2 separate regions of the Homo sapiens genome follow, and region 2 is linked to region 1. Evidence: chromatin loops called from intact Hi-C (ENCODE). Cell type or tissue: sigmoid colon. All regions are shown on one strand.

What was found. A loop is a pair of places that touch in the nucleus more often than their neighbours do. Peaks named below come from ENCODE experiments on the same cell type or tissue, not always from the same donor. Only the 100,000 strongest peaks of a DNase experiment are listed, where the experiment ranks them.
Region 2: it touches region 1 in a loop (2.4-fold over the local background); 8 of 110 quality-filtered maps call a loop at or near these places.

What each region holds. Positions count from the first base shown.
Region 1 is chr1:21,175,555-21,178,054 of GRCh38, reverse strand. EIF4G3 (eukaryotic translation initiation factor 4 gamma 3) reads left to right here and starts at 1,158. Exons shown (of 37, transcript NM_001391906.1): 1 at 1,158-1,333; 2 at 1,697-1,880. RefSeq lists an enhancer at 1,194-1,243. In sigmoid colon, no CTCF peak of the experiment used is centred here; DNase peaks (open chromatin) are centred at 1,074, 1,754 and 2,208; H3K4me3 peaks cover 2,030 bases; H3K27ac peaks cover 1,382 bases.
Region 2 is chr1:21,021,347-21,023,846 of GRCh38, reverse strand. All of the region lies in intron 4 of EIF4G3 (eukaryotic translation initiation factor 4 gamma 3), which reads left to right. Among named protein-coding and RNA genes, the nearest start is that of MIR1256, 34 kb to the right of the region's middle. RefSeq lists a silencer at 937-1,231, a cis regulatory region at 1,370-1,380 and an enhancer at 1,303-1,447. In sigmoid colon, no CTCF peak of the experiment used is centred here; a DNase peak (open chromatin) is centred at 1,376; H3K4me3 peaks cover 663 bases; H3K27ac peaks cover 275 bases.

The DNA.
Region 1 (2,500 bases):
TGCAATGGCACTCTCTCAGCTCACTGCAACCTCCGCCTCCTGGGTTCAAGTGATTCTCCCGCCTCAGCCTCCCGAGTAGCTGGTGCCTGCCACCACGCCTGGCTAATTTTTGTATTTTTAGTAGAGACGAGGTTTCATCATGTTGGCAAGGCTGGTCTTGAACTCCTGACCTCAAGTGATCCACCGGCCTTGGCCTCCCAAAGTGCTGGGATTACAGGCGTGAGCCACCGCGCCCGGCCGATGCCTGCCATTCTTTCCCACTCAATGCCACTGTGCTTAGGACAAGGCACCTGCTAAGGAGTGGGGTGTGCGGGGTTGGGGGTGGGAGTGATCTTGGCAGGTCTAGCTGGGAAGAAAATCCTTATCAACAAATGTCACCCAGCATAGGACATTGGGGAGCTGATCACTGGCTGCTGGTCAAAGGGCGCTCCAGTCCTGGGGAAGGCCTAGGTTTGAATCCATCCACAGAGCTCAGTTAAGGCTGCTGATTAGATATGGCGGCTCAGGTCATGTCCCCAGCCAATATGGGAGGCGGCAAGGTTCATCCAGATGAAGGTGGCATTTAGATTTAGGCTCTGTCCTTTCCCGATAGGGTGACCTTGGGCTAGTCACTTTTCCTCTGTGTCCTCTGGAAATGGGGCTCCTCATTCACCTCTCAGAGCGTCTGAGGAAGTGTCGACACAATGGGTGTGAAATGCGTGGGTTACAGGCCGGCGGGTGGCATTGGTTACGCGAAGTCCCCGCGGGGGGTCCCTATCCAACGGGTTCCATTCCGGTTAAGCGGTTCCTTCTCCAGGGGTTTTTCGCCTCGCCGCTGCCTCTCCGCCCCTGCGAGCGGGGCTCAGCGAACAGCCGACTCCGGGGCCATTACCATTGTTCTTCGAGGCTGGGCCGCAGGGGAGGACTCTCGCAAGCCAGACCTCGCCTTTGGTCTTTCCCTCCGCCCCGCACCCGCGCCGCTGTAAGCCAGCGAAGCCTCCCTCGCCGATCTTTGCCGAGGAAGCGAGTTAGCCCCTGAGCCCTCCCGAACGGCGGCCGAGGACGCACCCGAGCGTCTCCGAAGAATCCCGACCCCTAGCAGTCTCCGGAAAGAGCCGAAGAGGCTTCCCACCCTCGGTTTCCCGAGCCATTCCGAAAAAGTCCGAAGTTTTCCGAGCAGCCGTCCTGCCGGACTGCTGGAGGCGGCCACAGCGCCATGTTGGATGCTCTGCTCGTTGAGTGAAGAAAATCCACCGGCATCGCCTGAGCCCCGCTACCGAGAAGGGCGCCGCTTCCTCCGGGGAGGGGGATAAAGATCCCCCGCCGCCGGCCCATGAGGATATTGCCGTGAAAGGTCCGGTCTCTCCGCCTCCTGCCCCCGCCGGGTCCGGCCCCCCCCCTGGGGTCGCGTTGTCACGGAGACCGGCAGCCGGTGGTGCTGGCCCGCGGGGCGGCTGCTGCTGCCGGCGGCGGCGGCGGCGGAGGCGGCGGCGGCGGCGGCGGCGGCGTCGGGCGTGTGTGACCGGCCCCGGCCCCCTCCTCCTCCTCCCCCCAGGCTCCCCCCAGCCCCCCGCTCCCGCCGCCTCCCCGGGTCTGCCCCCATCCCGCCCCCCCGCTGCCCCCGGCCCCTGCACCCCGGCGCGCCCGGTCCCGCTCTGGGGGGGTTGGTGGCTTCGCTTTGCCATGAGTTTACCGCAGAAACCGGCTCTGAAATCAGGCACAGCGACTGCAGCAGGAACCGGACCCGGCACCGGAGCGGCGGCGGCGGCGGCAGCAGCGGTACCGCCTCCTCACCCGGCGGCGGCAGCAGCGGCGGCGGCGGCGGCGGCGGCGGCGGCGGCGGCAGCGGTCCCCCCTCCTCACCCGAACATCAGGGCCCTCCAGACTCAGGCGCCCCAACAGTATCCTTTTCACCTTCCTGTCGGCCCTTCGGTTCTCGTCGTCGCAGTCCAGGGGGACCCCGCAGCCCAGGGGACCCTCCTGCCGGCCGCCACAGCCCAGCCAGGAAAGGGACAGCGGCTCAAGCCCCTGCATCGGGCTTGGGCGGAGCTTTTGGGGTGCCCCGGCAGCAGCACTGCGGGGGGACCCCCAGACCCTCTGCAATACTGTGAAAGCTAGCCCCACTTGGCCATGCTTCTGCAGCCCCTTCCTTTTAGAGCTTGGGGTCCCTTCTCCCCTCCTCCCCTAAGGTACCCTCCCCCCCTTTATTGGGCAGAATTTGCTTGGTGCCTGGGACCAACCCTGCAGGGAAGGCTTTTCTCTGGTTGTTGTGAGGATTACACCCTCCTGCTCTTCACCTCCCCTCGGCTCCCCCTACAGCGGGACACAGTGGGCTTCCATAATTATTATTAGTACATAATAAACTTTATCGGTAAATTTCTTGTTTGAAACCAATCAGCTCGTTTCCGAGGTATGTTGGATTTTCAGTCTAAGGTGAAAATGTACAGAAAGCAGTTCCTCTGGATAATTTTTTTTAGTAATGGGAGAGTTGTGATGTGGTTTGTGGTAGAGATCTGAGGAG
Region 2 (2,500 bases), 150 kb after region 1:
TCGTAGATGTGATGGCGGCCGGGAAGAGGCGCTCCTCACTTCCTAGATGGGATGGCGGCCGGGCGGAGACGCTCCTCACTTTCCAGACTGGGCAGCCAGGCAGAGGGGCTCCTCACATCCCAGACGATGGGCGGCCAGGCAGAGACACTCCTCACTTCCCAGACGGGGTGGCGGCTGGGCAGAGGCTGCAATCTCGGCACTTTGGGAGGCCAAGGCAGACGGCTGGGAGGTGTAGGTTGTAGCGAGCCGAGATCACGCCACTGCACTCCAGCCTGGGCACCATTGAGCACTGAGTGAACAAGACTCCGTCTGCCATCCCGGCACCTCGGGAGGCCGAGGCTGGCGGATCACTCGCGGTTAGGGGCTGGAGACTGGCCCGGCCAACACAGCGAAACCCTGTCTCCACCAAAACCAGTCAGGCATGGCGGCGCGTGCCTGCAATCGCAGGCACTCGGCAGGCTGAGGCAGGAGAATCAGGCAGGGAGGTTGCAGTGAGCCGAGATGGCAGCAGTACAGTCCAGCTTTGGCTCCGCATGAGAGGGAGACGTGGAAAGAGAGGGAGACCGTGGGGAGAGGGAGAGGGAGGGGGAGGGGGGGAGGGGGAGGGGAGGGGGAGGGAGAGGGAGAGCCCTTACACCACTTTCTATGTCATTTTTACTGTTGTTAGGTAAATTGTAAATCCCTGTGCATAGGAATCGTGTCTTTTTCAACTTGATTTCCATGACTTAGAATTGCTACTGCAAACAAAAAAGAAAAACTCACAAACTTGTTAGATTGCTACATCTGAAGTCAAGTATAGTTTGAGAGTTTTTTTCATTCTAATGTGAGTAAAAGTTTTTGCGTGCCTAATGTTTTTAACTGAGGGTACTACTAATTAGCATCCTCGAAGGAAAGAAAACTGAAAGTGATTTTGCTTTAAAGCTTGTTATTCATAGTAAAAGAACATTTACCATGTAATTCAGGGAAGCTTTAGAAAGAAAACCTAGGGGATCTGTTGGCCATATCAAAAAAGTACAAGCTACATGGACAGTGAGGTGATACTGTAATACTTCCACCTGTAGGTCAACTGGAGAGACTTGGTTTTTTCCAAATAGACCTAGCTTAATTGTGATGACGCATGCCAACCTAATTAACCTCCTAATGTTACTTGTCTTTGTTTTTGTATTGTCAGGAACTTGGTGTGTGGGTTGGGAATATTAGAACATAATAGAACTATGTGATGTCTAAATTGAGCTTTAACACAAACTGGTTGGTGTTATTGAGGGAAAGTATAACTTATTAGTGGGAATGGGAAAAGAAGCCTGATGTTGTGGTGAGGTAGAAATTTCCACTGTGTTACTGTGAACAGGAAGTAAAGGGCTAATGGTCGGTGACTCAGCTGTTTTCTGAACCTGTCTCATATGATTCAGTGTGCATGATGTCTGTTTATTCTCGACAGAGTAAGTACTACGGGAGTCACATTACACAGGCAGACATAATGTTTATTTAACCAACTCAGTGATGACCTAAAAATAACTTGTGGGGTTTTTGTACTACATTTAGCATAATCAGATAGAAAAATCATAATGGACACCCATCATTGAGTGCTTTCCCTTATAAATAACTGGATATATAGTCAGCCAGTACTATTTCATTTCTTACATTGTTAAGGTGCAATCTTTGGTATTTAAATGAAAGGTAGCAAAAGAAGATAGCCTTTAAATTATCCATAAAATAATTCTGTACCATTTTAGATTATACTTTGGACAGATATGCATTTTCGGTGCTTAGTGCCATCGTTGAGGTATTTTTGCACCAAAATTTTCATATAGGAACCTTTTTGTGAGGCTATAGCAAATGTTGTTTTGAAATAGAAATTTACGTATTTGCTGGATTTTATGTTAATATTAAATTATAGTAGCAATAGTTTTACTTTGATTTTCTTGATTTATTCATCTTGTACTGAAGGTTTGTGCCTACCATGTACTGTAATTGAGTCTTAAATATGTCAGAGCCGGGCACGGTGGTTCATGGCTGTAATCCCAGCACTTTGGGAGGCTGAGGCAAGTGGATCACCTGAGTTCAGGAGTTCGAGACCAGCCTGCCCAACATGGTGAAATCCTGTCTCTACTAAAAATACAAAAATTAGCCAGGCATTGTGCTGCGCGCCTGTAGTCCCAGCTACTTGGAAGGCTGAGGTAGGAGAATCGCTTGAACCCAGGAGGCAGAGGTTGCAGTGAGCCGAGATTGCACCCCTGCACTCCAGCCTGGATGACAGAGCAAGACTCTGTCTCCACATAAAGAAAAAAAAAGAAAGAAAGAATCTTAAGTATGTCAGAGTATGGTTACTGTTATGCTGTATACCTGTTACATGCTTGGCTTTGAAGGAGAGAGCACTTGGAAGCCTGAGCTTACATAATAATCATAATCTGCTCATTGTCTGAGAAATTGTGAGTTGTTATGGTTTATTCTTTTTGACATTTGAGTATTCTTGCTCTCAGAGGTGCAGCATTTGTAGCAT